Regions from separate parts of the Homo sapiens genome. Here region 1 is linked to region 2. The links are chromatin contacts, found by Hi-C or POLR2A ChIA-PET in ENCODE. All regions are on one chromosome and are shown on one strand. Each heading gives the region's core, a stretch centred on a gene start or an enhancer-like site at or near the end of the contact. The rest is flanking DNA. Distances are from core to core; before and after follow the strand shown. Region 1 has its middle 36 kb from the start of LINC01144. Region 2 holds the start of UROD (uroporphyrinogen decarboxylase).

Region 1 (6,631 bases), core at 357-2,856, 250 kb after region 2:
GGTGATGCTGAGACTGCAGGCTTGTGGACCTCCTTTTGGGCATCAAGGATCTAGGCAAAGGATCAACATTTTCCTGTAAGGAACCAGGTAGTAAATATTGTAGTCTTTGTGAACTGTATAATCTCTGTTGCAACTGCTCAACTCTGCCATTCTAGAACAAATGAGGCCATTGACAATATACAAATAACTGAGCATGGTTGTGTTCTAATGAAACCATGTTTCCAAAAACAAGGGGCAGACTGGATCTGGCCTGTGGGCCATAATTTGTCTCTTCCTGGTCTAATATATTTAAAATCAGTATACCATTCTTGTAATACACATCCATGAACTTGTCTCCTGAGCTCCTAATAATTGTACAGTATATGGTAATTTCCCTTATCTACAAATCCACCTTCCCCTACCCACAATCTATATGGTTCCAGGAACACAGCACCCATTGCCAAGTTCCTGTATGGAACTCGGACTCCAGACTCCAGCTGATTGGTGCCAAAGGGGCATCATTCACATTCCCTTCTGTAAAATATGCACCAGGGGCACTATTTCATAGAATGGCATCCTTTAGAGGTTTAGATGAATGGCACCCTTTAGAGTTGTGCAGCTTGGCTGAACTAGGCACCAGACTGAAGCTGGTTACTCATGGACTTTCCTCAACACTCTGGAATTGAGTCTGGGAGATTTCTGCCTCAGTCTACCTGTCTATCCTTTTATTTTGGTTTATTTATTTATTTTTGAGATTTGGTCTTGCTCTGTCACCCAGGCTGGAGTGCAGTGGCATGATCACAGCTCACTGCAGCCTCGATCCCCTGGGCTCCAGCAATTTTCCCACATCAGCCTCCTGAGTAGCTGGGACCACAGGTGTATGCCACCACGCCCAGCTAATTTTTGTATTTTTTGTAGAGACAGGGATCTCACCATGTTGTCCAGGCTGGTCTCTAACTCCTGGGCTCAAGTGATCTGCCTGCCTCAGCCTTCTAAAGTGCTGGGATTACAGGTGTGAGCCACCACGTCTGGCCTAGAGGCTTTTTTTTTTTTTTAAGCCAGTGGATTAGGATACAGAGAACACTAGTGTCAAGTTCACAACTACGCCAATTGTCATGCTGGGGTATGAGGGGAGTGGGTGGATGAGCAGAAAGAACACCCAGGGGGGCCATAAGCAGGTGAAAGATGATTTTATTCAGCAGCAGCTCTCATCAACAGCTCTCTCACACTGTCCGCCCTGTCTTGGCTGCTTAGTCCGGCGGCTCCCACACACAGCTGCGTGGCTGGCTCTCCCTTGCCTTCAGGGTCAGCAGCTAAACTCTCTCTGGGCACAAGCAAGCCAAGCTGTGTCCTGGCTCCCCTCTGTCTGTCTGCAAAGATGGACAGCTTTGACTCTCTTTCTCTTTCTCTTGGCTCCAGCATGCCTGTACAGTGTTATCAGGGCAATTATACCTTTTACAGACAATAGTGGCTTAGAGTCAAGGAATGGCCTTCCCATGTTATGGCTACATGGCTGTGATAACAAGTGGAGTTATACGCCTGCACTCTAAACTCGCTGAGTCACTCTGGATGTTTACCTTGGCCTATTTTTGACCAAAGCACAGCCGTATTCCTTACAGTTAGTAATGAGAAAGAATGAAGGAGAGAGAAAGAGTGAGAGCTGGCAAGAGGGCTTCCTAAGTTCTCTTTAGCACTGCAATCCTTGGCTCCAGGTTATTCCTGAGGTTCTACCACTTCCTAGCCCTGGAGTTTCATGAGATGACCTGTATCCTTATATAAATTCATTTTTCTTTTGCTTAAATCTAGTATAATTCTGTTGCATGCAAACCACAGTCCTAATGGCACTAGAAAACAATAAAAGAATACTTCAATAGAATTTAAATTTGGTAGGATTTTTTGAAAAATCAATTTGTAGAATGTTGCAGGAGCATATATTTTTGTTTGAAGCTGGATGGCCCTGACAATAGAATATGTGAAATTTCATAAATATTAAATTACATCTGTATTCTAATAATCTACATAGTAATAAATCATGTCAGTTGTACAGGACCTCCTAGTCCCTTGCTTTGGGTTAGGTTTCAGTGGCAGAGGGAAAAAAAAATTACTACTCCTTTGTACAGAAATGGATTTATTGTGGCCGGGCACAGTGGCTCACGCCTGTAATTTCAACACTTTAGGAGGCCAAGGTGGGTGGATCGCCTGAGGTCAGGAGTTCGAGACCAGCCTGGCCAACATAGTGAAACCCCATCTCTACTAAAAATACAACAAATTAGCTGGGCATGGTGGTGGGCACCTGTAATCCCAGCTACTTGGGAGGCTGAGGCAGGAGAATCACTTGAACCCCAGGAGGTGGAGGTTGCAGTGAGCCGAGATCACATCATTGCACTCCAGCCTGGGCAAAAAGAGCAAAATTCCGTCTCAAAAAAAAAAAAAAAAAAGAAATGGATGTAATGCAAGATATTAAATGGCTTACAGTATGATTAGATGGGCTGGAGAAACTGTAGGCCAGTCTTCCAGAAACAACTCTCAAAGCCACACTCTAGAGCTGAGCTGTAAAGGAAGCTGCTGCTCCCACTAAGAATAGTAAACTACCAGCTGAATCAGGGATTAACACCCAGTAGCCACCAACTTTCTGAAATCATGCCACCTCTTCCACTTCAGGAAGCTCCTGCCAAATTAGGGAGCCATCACTTGCACTTCCAGGTCCAGACCAAACAGCTCTATGACCATTGGGACCAGAAAGATGGATTCCTAAAACTCTCTCCTGGAACCATATAGATTGTGGGTAGGGGAAGGTGAGTCTGCAGGTAGGGGAAATTACCATATACTGTATGAGGGAATTATTAGGAGCCCAGTTCCTTTTCAGGTCCCATGTGAATGCATTTGTTTGAAGGAACCTAAGTCTCATTTAGAACTCTAACAGTAAAGGAACCTGGGAAACGTAGTTTAACTTTTCAGTCTCTGCATTTCAGAAAGTCACACCATAATGACATTGGAAGAGATGATGAATGAGCTGGTCACAGAATAAGCCATATCCTAATTTACCACACAGTTGTAAAACAAAAATTATATTTTTGTGAAGAAAATGTAAACACGAGCAAACAAGCAATAATACAGTAGTTCACTGTACTTGTTAGATTAATGCTGCATAATTCAGACTTTCTCTGTTTCTACCAGTGTTAGTTGTACATTCATTCCTACTTAGGCAACTGGAATAGAATTTAACATCTGAATGATTATGATAAGTACAGAGATTTATTCACTCACTTGTTTATTCAATAATATTTTTGAGTGTCTGCTGTGTGTGTATCAGGCATTACTTCTGTGCTGGATTACAACAGGGAATAATGAATATTACATCTCACCAGGTCAAGTGATATGATTTGGCTGTGTCCCCACCCAGATCTCAACTTGAATTGTATCTCCCAGAATTCCCACATGTTGTGGGAGGAACCCAGGGGAGGTAATTGAATCACGAGGGTCAGTCTTTCCCATGCTATTCCCGTGATAGTGAATAAGTCTAACGAGATCTGATGGGTTTATCAGGGGTTTCTGCTTTTCCTTCTTCCTCATTTTCTCTTGCTGCTGCCATGTAAGAAGTGCTTTTCGCCTTCCATCATGATTCTGAGGCCTCCCCAGCCATGTGGGACTATAAGTCCAATTAAGCCTCTTTTTCTTCCCAGTCTCGGGTATGTCTTTATCAGCAGCATGAAAATGGACTAATACAGTAGATTGGTACCAGTAGAGTGGGGTGTTACTGAAAAGATACCCGAAAATGTGGAAGCGACTTTGGAACTGGGTAACAGGCAGAGATTGGAACAGTTTGAAGGGCTCAGAAGAAGACAGGAAAATGTGGGAAAGTTTGAAACTCCCTAGAGACTTGTTGAATGGCTTTATCCAAAATCTGATTGTGATATGAACAATAAAATCCAGGCTGAGTTGGTCTCAGATGGAGATGAGGAACTTGTTGGGAACTGGAGCAAAGGCAACTCTTGTTATGTTTTAGCAAGGAGACTGGTGGCATTTTGCCCCTGCCCTAGAGATTTGTGGAACTTTGAACTTAAGAGAGATGATTTAGGGTATCTGGTGGAAGAAATTTCTTTCTGTTTTGTTTTGTTTTGTTTTGTTTGAGACAGAGTCTAGCTTTGTCGCCTAGGCTGGAGTGCAGTAGTGCAATCTCAGCTCACAGCAACCTCCACCTCCCAGGTTCAAGCGATTGTCTTGCCTCAGCCTCCCGAATAGCTGGGATTACAGACACCCGCCACCATACCCAGCTAATTTTTTTTTGTATTTTTAGTAAAGACAGGGTTTCACCATGTTGGTCAGGCTGGTCTCGAACTCCTGACCTCAAGTGATCCACCTGCCTCGGCCTCCGAAAGTTTTGGGATTACAGGCGTGAGCCACCACGCCAGGCCAGGCAGAAGAAATTTCTAAGTAGCAAAGCCTTCAAGAGGTGATTTGGGTGCTGTTAAACACATTCAGTTTTATAAGGGAAGCAGAGCATAAGAGTTTGGAAAATTTGCAGCCTGACTATGCGACAGAAAAGAAAAATCCATTTTCTGGGGAGAACTTCAAACCAGCTGCAGAAATTTGCATAAGTAGCAAGGAGCCTAATGTTAATCCCCAAGACCGTGGGGAAAACATCTCCAGGCCATGTCAGAGACCTTCATGGCAGCCCTGCCAACACAGGCCCAGAGACCACTCAGGAGGAAAAAGTGGTTTCAAGGACCAGGCCCAGGATCCTAGTGCTGTGTGCAGTCTAGGGACTTGGTGCCTATGTCCCAGCCACTCCAGCCATGGCTGAAAGGGGCCAATGTATGGCTTCAGCTGTGGCTTCAGAGGGTGAAATCCCCAAGCCTTGGCAGCTTCCACGTGGTGTTGAGCCTGCGGGTGCATGGAAGTTAAGAACTGAGGTTTGGGAACCTCCACCTAGATTTCAGAAGATGTATGGAAACACTTGGATGCCCAGACAAACATTTGCTGCAGGGGCGGGACCCTCATGGAGAGACTCTGCTAGGGCAGTGCAGAAGGGAAATGTGGGGTTGGAGCCCCCACACAGAGTCCCTACTGGGGGCACTGCCTAGTGGAGCTGTGAGAAGAGGGCCACCATCCTCCAGACCCCAGAATGGTAGATCCACTGGTAGCTTTCACTGTGCATCTGGAAAAACCGCAGACACTCAATGCCAGCCCATGAAAGCAGCTTGGGAGAGAGGCTGTACCCTGCAAAGCCACAGGGGCAGAGCTGCCCAAGACCATGGGAACACACCTCTTGCATCAGTGTGACTTGGATGTGGACATGGAGTCAAAGGAGATCATTTTGGAGCTTTAAGATTTGACTGCCCTGCTGGATTTTGGACTTGCATGGGCCCTGTAACCCCTTTGTTTTGGCCAAGTTCTCCCATTTGGAACAGCTGTATTTACCTAATACCTGTACCCCCATTGTATCTAGGAAGTAACTAGTTTGCTTTTGATTTTACAGGCTCATAGGTGGAAGGACTTGCCTTGTCTCGGATGAGACTTTGGACTGTGAACTTTTAGGTTAATGCTGAAATGAGTTAAGACTTTGGGGGATTGTTGGGAAGGCATGATTGGTTTTGTAACATGAAGACGTGAAATTTGGAGGGGCCAGGGTTGGAATGATAAGGTTTTGCTGTGTCCGCACCCAAATTTCAACTTGAATTGTATCTCCCAGAATTCCCCGTGTTGGGGGAGGGACCCAGGGGAGGTAATTGAATCACAGGGGTTGGCCTTTTCCATGCCATTCTCATGATAGTGAATAAGTCTCACAAGATCTGATGGGTTTAACCGGGGTTTCCACTTTTGCTTCTTCCTCATTTTCTCTTGCTGCCACTGTGTAAAGAAGTGCCTTTCACCTCCCACCATGATTCTGAGGCCTCCCCAGCCATGTGGAACTATAAGTCCGATTAAACCTCTTTTTCCTCTCAGCCTTATGTCTTTATCAGCAGCATAAAAACAGACTAATACATTAAGATTCCTTGTGAAAATTCTCTTTATCCTCTATGAAACTGAAAGGATTCAGAGGGTACTGTTGACAGAGACAAAGACAAAGCAGTTGCAGTGGTTGATTACCCTTAAATATTTGGCTTTTTTAACCCAAAAAGTACAAACTTTTGGTTAAAGCATGTAATAAAATGTAAATCAACTACTGCCTTAAAGATTGGGTAAAAATCTACATTTAAGATTTTTTTTTAAAAAAAAAAAACCTTTCTTGACCAAAATTTCATCATGATTTCATGATCCATAAGCGTTGTGCCTTGTATGCCAACTAATCTTTGGCGGTGGATAGTGGAAGTACATGTATAATTAATCTTTCCTCATATTGAAATCACTCAACCAACACAGTCTTTCTAGGATTAGATATTTGTGCTATCTTGTTTGTGTTTTTACTCCAATTTGTATGGTTGAGAAAGTCCATAAAGTACAGAGAAAATGTAAAAGAAAATTTCAGGCACCTGTTGGAATTATTACTAATGTAATTCCTGATTTATTCCTGCTATGGTTTCAATGTGTCCCCCAAAGTTCATGTGTTATAAAATTAATCTTTAAGGCCAGGCACGGTGGCTCATGCTTGTAATCCCAGCACTTTGGGAGGCCAAGGCGGGAGGATCACCTGAGGTCAGGAGTTTGAAAT
Region 2 (6,603 bases), core at 3,990-6,489:
CCTGCAAAAAACGTGGGCAGATTTGTCATTATGTGGGGCCAGGTGCAGCACAATTCATCAGCTCAGAGACCACCTGGGAAAAGCAGTCATGGCGAGGGGTGCCTCGAGCAGTTGTGTGTGTGTGTGTGTGTGTGTGTGTGTGTTTGTGTGTGTTTGTGTGCACAAACAGGTGTCCCGAGTAAGTCCCTCACTCTCATGCCATACCTGTAGTCCAGGGGCTTTTCATATTTGTCAGAGGGCTTGAGGCCTTCATATACCTGGAGGCAAGGAGGAAAGGAGTCATAGGAAAGCAAGACCTGGCCCTATACTTGCCCCAAGAACTTGTTCAGGTCCCTCTTGGCCTAGCCCCCTTGGCCCTTGACTGATCCTATCTCAGTCGGACCCTAGGTGGTGCAGACCTGGGTGAAGACTGCATTCTTGCAGGCAGGGTCTCGAGAGGGGCAGGCACGGTGTTCCATGGCAAGACGGCGGTTGATGTATAGGCGTGGCATGAAGCTGGGCTTGCTGCTCTCAGAGTCACGCAGGCACTGAGCCACCAGGCCTGGCCGCTGGCGGGACAGCAGTAGGAACTGCTTCACTTGCTAGTGAGGAGAGGTGGCCAGAGCAGGAATGAGTGGGCAGTCAGCCTCCGTCCAGGCCCTGGAACTTTCCCCTCTGCCTGTATCCAATTCCACCGTTTCAGTTCAAGTCTAGTCCATCCCTGTCTTTGTCTCCAGTCCCCTCCTTAGTTCAGCCACCAGGGAGAGCTTTCTAAAACAAAAAAATCTAATACTGTCATTACCTTCCTTACCTTTCCAACAGCTCCACTACCCTGGGACAAAGTCCTTGCTTCACAGCCTGGCCCACAGGGCCCTCTGCAACCAGGACCTGTCTCCTGCCCACATCCTTCCACCCTCATCCCTCTGTCATACTCACACCTACTGGCACACTTTTCTCAAGACATCTTGAGCTGCTGGTAACTCCCTGTATGTACCTTTCACGCAAACTGCCCTGCCTGTGCTGTCAATAGCCCTTGGGTATTCCACACACTCTGGAATACCAAGGAGGCTGGGGAACAGCCTCCCAAACACTAAATTTGGACCATTTGTTCTGGCTTTCTTCCTATGTTCCCAGACCCAGCAAAGGTCTTGCCCTAGAGTAGATTTTAGGAACTCTGCTAAGGAATGAACAACTACGTGAGCAGGAAGGGGAAATGCCAAGACCAGCACTGGCTGGGTCGGCTCACCTTAATCTCACTGAAGGTGCCCAGTGTGTGGTCCCAGGCAGGTACCAGGTGGTGCAGGACACTATCGAGGATCTTGATGAATCTGGCATGGGTAGATAGACTGCAGCTAAAGAGTTTAGCATACCTGTAACACCCCCAACTCCCCAACATAAAGGGACAGGAAAAGGCAGGACCTGGGGGCTTCTCTGACCCTTGAACAGCTTATACTATGAGACCTTGGGAACCTCCTCCATGCAGACACACAAGGCTCAATGTTGGGGGAAGGGAAGGGCCCATAGGTCCAGGACCACAGCCACCTCTGCAGGAGGACAGCTCTGCGGTACAGTACTTCAGGGTCGGTGCCTTCTAGGCGTGGATATCGCACCAGACTAGTTGGCTGGAACAGGTCTGCATTCAACCCTAGTTCCCGCTGTCTAGATGACTTGATCTTGACCCCTCGGAGACGAACATCAATCCCATCATCTGGGGGAAGGGGTCAGAGTAAGGTCATTTACAGCACCTGCTGCCTCCTTGGCCCTCAGACCTGGGACCGGCTCCTTGAACGCTCAGCCTTGTGTCACCGTTAGCCCCTAGAAACTCGGGACCTTCGGGATCACCTTCTATCACCTGATTCTGATTGATCTATTCCTGCTGATTCCTCTGTCTTCCACTAGAATGCTGGGATGCCTGAGGGTCCCAACTCAGTTCCTCTTCCAGGTGAGCCCAACCACCTGTATGGCTTTAAGGCAGGCCTATACCTGGCATGTCCCAGCTGGCTCAGGCCCCAAAGCTCCAAATCCTGGAGTTAGTTCAGCATCGCCTTCACCCCAACTCCAAGCCCATCCTCTTCTCTCCACACACACTCTCTGTTTGCCCCCATCTCCACGCCGGGCTCTCTTTCCCTCCTTATAGCCTTAAACCTCACCTCGGCACTCCACGATGCGGATCTCGATGATCGGGAGGTGGACGGTCATGTCCTCCAGGACACAGACATCCCCGATGAGGGTCCTGAGGAGATGAGTGTGAAGCACTTCAGATACCTCCTGCCTCAGGCCTTCAGAGACTGCTGGAGTCTCACTCAAACTTAGGCTTTCAAGCTGGGCTAGGCTTGGAACATGCCCTACTTCCCTCCCCAGGCCAGCGTGCTCACTCGTCAATGCTCACGTCACTCAGCTTCTTCAGGTTGTCCCCTTCACCCCCATAGACCACCACCCGCTTTGGCATAAAGTTGTCATCTGTGGTATCCACTGTGAGTAGCAGCTTCCTGAAGGGTCAGAGTGTGAATATGAGTCTTTGTGAACCCACAGGGACATAGCCCACCCACCCTGTCCTGCCCAGAGCCTACTTACTTGACAATGGTGCCCTTCTTCATAGTAAGCCGTACCCAGTGTTGGCACTGGGACCCATCGCTCTCCCAGTAGGTATCGGCATTGCTGTCTGTCAGGCAGGACACGTTGAACTCCTCCTGGGGAGGGGCAGAGACGTGAAGTCAGCAGTTACCCTCCCTCCCTGCACTGGGCTTGTGCTCTGGGCCAGGAGCACCAGAGAGAAAGCATAGTGAAGTTGGGCTAACAGGCAACTGGTATGGGATAGGGGGCCGCTGGGTATGTAAGGGGTCCTATAGACGTCCAAGATGGGGAGCTGAACTGAGTGTGGCCTGTGGGGACCCTGTTTTAGTCCTGGCCTGCAGGTGGGGGTTCTTTCTGGATCTAGCCTTGAGGGGTGTGACTATATCTTGCCTGGGGTGGGAGGAGCCCCAGCACCCACCGTGTAGGAGGAAACGTCTATGCTCTCCACATACTGCTTCACGCTACCCAGGTTCTCATCCTCCTTGCCCAGGTGGTCATACAAGAAGTGGATCAGGTCCTCGTCGCACTCGTAGGTCCATGTCGGGGGTACATAGCTAAGCAACCCCAAGCCCCTAATTAGACTGGGCCCAGACGCAGAGCTCCTTCCTCCCCACCCCATTCCAGCTCACTCACAGTAGCCTTTGTACAGCTTCTGCGTATGCCTCTGCCGGCTGAGGTCTCGATCCCAGGCGATGTGAGTATGTCAGGTCCACCACCTGTTCCCACCTGTGGGCACAGAGTAGGGAGTGGGATGGGGAGACATCAGCGGTCAGCAAGACACTACCTCCATGCCGTGTAGCCTTCTTCAGGGCTCTATCTCCCAGTCTCCCTCCGAGCCCCCTTCACGTCCCGCCCCTTTCTGCTCTTAACCCTGCCTCCGCTCCAGTATCCCACCCACCCCAGGCTGTGGCTGAAGTGTTCCCAAGCCCTCCTGGCCCGGCCTTCTGACAGCCAGCCCCGCTCCTTCAAGTGCAGTACCTGAGCACCGGCCGATAATCCACGCCAAAGAGCTGCTGCTGCCGCTGGAGGTGGTTGGGAGTGTCGATGGGTACCAGGCGGGCTCCGCCCTCCGCCGGGCGGCACACCAGCAGCCAGCCTTCCTGCAGCCCGCAGTCGCCCAGGTGCTCTGCCAGCTGCTCCTGCCGGGACGCGTAGGATGGGGACAGCCGTCAGGGAACTGCCCAGCCGCCTGTCGTGCCCAGCCCAGGGCAAAGGGCGCCGAACGCAATGCCAACTCAATACAGGGGAGAAAAGGCAAACAGCCAGAGGTTTCTCTGGCCCCAGGGGTCTTTTACCGGGTCCTGGGCAGGGAAGAGCGCACCTTTGTCAGCTTCACCCAGAGCCCGTGGCCATTGCACAGCTCCTCGCCCGTGGTGCGCACGCAGGCGCCGCGCCGGAGCTCAATGCTGTCGCGGGCGGCGCGGAGGGGCCCGGAGCCGGTACCGGGGGCTGGGCCTGCGGCGCCCACACGCAGCCCCAGGCCCTCTGCCTCCCACACCGGCAGAAGCACGCGCGACGGTCCCGCTGGGTCCTTGTAAAGCTTGTAGAGCACCTCTCGCGGCACGAAAGCCAGCGCTGCTGGCAGCGGCCGCCCGGCGCGGAGGCTCCGCGCTGCCTCTGCCAAGAAGCGCACGCGGCCCAGCAGCTGCCGGGGGGACTCCAGCACCGCGCCCGGGCCAGGACCCGCCATGGCGAAGTGGCGGAGGTGAGCACCTAGAGGCGACCCTGCCCGGGGAACAGCTGGCGCGACCGCGGACAGAGCTTCCCACCACGCCCTTCCCCGCCTTTGGCCAGCCTTTGCCGTATGTTCTGGACTAAGCGCACCCCAGCTCTCACTGTATTGGACTGTGTACTCCCACACTCAACCATATTACTTATCTCTGTGCCACCCTAACCCAGCCGACCAAACCCAAGATTGGTGATTGCTACCTGATCAATCTCCCTCTCTCCATTTCCTTGTGACTACCATTTTATCTCTACTGCTACTACCCTCATTCAAGTCACCATTCTAGCTAGCCTGGGTCATTGCCAACAGTCATTTTTCTGGTTCTTCGGCCTGCTGTTTTTCCTCCCACTCCCAGCGAATCTGCTGGACTCCCTATCCTATGGGTGGTGTGATTAAAGTGTTTGAGACAATGGCCCCTTCCCCTGCCACTGACAGGAGTCTTGAGTCATTAGGGTTGATTCTGTTTGTCACTCCTAATCCCAAGGACACTGGAGATCATTATTCATTTTAATGTGATTGCTGATTTCTGTTTCCCCAGTCTTGTAGCTCCTTAAAGGCTGGGGCTGTCTTGAGCAGAGCTAACCTCTGCACCTACTATAGGTCCAGGCTATAGTATGGACCTGGCTGGATAAGACTGTTGGTATCATGAGTGGGACTTGCGCCAAGCCTCCGGATACCCAGACTGTCAGATGAGAACAAATTCCTCATGTCACCGTAAGATACATTTACAGCGGAGTTTTCTTTTGGGCCTTTGTTGTTGCGTCGCTACAGCAAACTTTACGGTGAAAAAAGGTAGGGGTCCTACGGGCAGCAGCCAGGGCAGCCCTGGAGCTGTCGCTGGAGTCCGATCATGTGATCTTCAACATGGCGACGCTCTTGGTTCCCTACAGAAAGGGGCGGAGCCTGGACTGGGGGGCAGGCTCAGATTCAGGTTAAATTGTGGATTGAGCTCGCAGTTACAGACAGCTGACCATGGAAGCGAATGGGTTGGGGTGAGTTCTCCAGAGCACGCGGTGTGGCTAGCCGGGCTTCTAATTTGAGTCTTCCAACTCAGGACTCTATCCCTCTACTCCCCTTTCCCCACCCTGGAGACCTCCCAACCTGAACTCCGTTAGCTGGGATCCTGAATCCTAAAACCATGGATTTTTGAGATGTTCATCCCAGGGCCTTAATTCAAGGGATGCCTCAGGATTTCCAACCAGGATCTCTATTCTGGGACCATCAACTCTGATCCCTCTTTATCCCCCAGCCTGGGTATTTCTCAGCCCCTGAACCAGCCCAGTGACATTCCCGTTTCTGAGGCTCACTAGTTCGAAGACCCCCAAACTATCCTTAGTGGGCCTTCATTCCCTCCCCCCAGTCCCTCTGGTTGCTTCGAGCTTGGAAGAGTAGAGACTAAGTGGAGGGAAGAGGCCCCAGGGCGGGCCCTTCTGGAGTTTGTGCACCACCTGATAGGCAGAGAGGAGGCGGAACGGGCGGAAAGCCAGGGTTTGGGAGCTGGCCTGGAGGAGGTAGATAGCGGTCCTGGACTGAATCGGCCTTATGAACCCGCGCTTTCCCCAGCCTCCAGCGTAGCATACTGACACCTACCCCCACCCCCACCTGATCGCCAGACCTCAGGGTTTTCCGGAGCTGAAGAATGACACATTCCTGCGAGCAGCCTGGGGAGAGGAAACAGACTACACTCCCGTTTGGTGCATGCGCCAGGCAGGCCGTTACTTACCAGGTAAGAGTCAGGGTCTGGAAATCTAGATAAAACTCCGGAGGGAGAAAAGTTTTCGAGGGGCAGGGGAGGGCTCTGGAGGGCCTCAAGGCTGAGCCCTGTCTTCCCTCTGTATGCAGAGTTTAGGGAAACCCGGGCTGCCCAGGACTTTTTCAGCACGTGTCGCTCTCCTGAGGCCTGCTGTGAACTGACTCTGCAGGTGAGGGGTCCACAAAAGAGGGAAAGATTTATGCCTTCAGTCTGCCACCTAGCAACCTGTCTCCTGTTTCCTACAGCCACTGCGTCGCTTCCCTCTGGATGCTGCCATCATTTTCTCCGACATCCTTGTTGTACCCCAGGTACCCACTCAAACCTGATCCTAGAATATAATCCAAGGACGCCTTGAAAATCCTTCTATCAGTCCAGTCAAGGTTTACAATAAGCACTTATCCTAACTGGATCGAGGGAAAAACTAAGGTTGAAAGAAATGGAGTTTGGCAGAGTTTTATTCTCCTTTTCCTTCCTCCTGGAATGAGCTGAACAGAACCTTTCCTCCTGGATTCCATTTTGGGAACCCAGATGTTTTCTCCCCCTCCAGGCACTGGGCATGGAGGTGACCATG

Evidence for each region. Hi-C counts contacts between places; a loop is a spot of excess contacts on that map. ChIA-PET counts read pairs that join two places held with the same protein, here RNA polymerase II (POLR2A).
Region 1: POLR2A ChIA-PET joins it to region 2 with 10 read pairs in K562. The contact joins the enhancer-like site here to the promoter of UROD in region 2. A Hi-C loop is called at or near these places in 1 of 168 maps with a recorded cell type or tissue (GM23248). POLR2A ChIA-PET finds 5 or more read pairs at or near these places in 5 of 52 experiments (GM12878, HepG2, K562 and 2 more).

The regions. Positions count from the first base shown.
Region 1 is chr1:45,264,990-45,271,620 of GRCh38, forward strand. No RefSeq gene overlaps it. Among named protein-coding and RNA genes, the nearest start is that of LINC01144, 36 kb to the right of the region's middle. Within about 2 kb of position 1,607, at least 19 of the 41 ENCODE cell types and tissues checked have a DNase peak (open chromatin) inside an H3K27ac peak, as active enhancers do.
Region 2 is chr1:45,007,015-45,013,617 of GRCh38, forward strand. UROD (uroporphyrinogen decarboxylase) reads left to right here and starts at 5,240. Exons shown (of 10, transcript NM_000374.5): 1 at 5,240-5,271; 2 at 5,893-6,005; 3 at 6,122-6,201; 4 at 6,278-6,340; 5 at 6,580-6,603. The coding sequence starts at 5,252. HECTD3 (HECT domain E3 ubiquitin protein ligase 3) reads right to left here and starts at 4,310. Exons shown (of 21, transcript NM_024602.6): 1 at 3,875-4,310; 2 at 3,532-3,692; 3 at 3,187-3,279; 4 at 2,972-3,107; 5 at 2,554-2,669; 6 at 2,355-2,468; 7 at 2,130-2,212; 8 at 1,522-1,687; 9 at 1,226-1,307; 10 at 399-581; 11 at 205-257; 12 at 1. The coding sequence starts at 4,243. RefSeq lists silencers at 3,977-4,146, 4,227-4,356 and enhancers at 5,117-5,166, 5,207-5,336.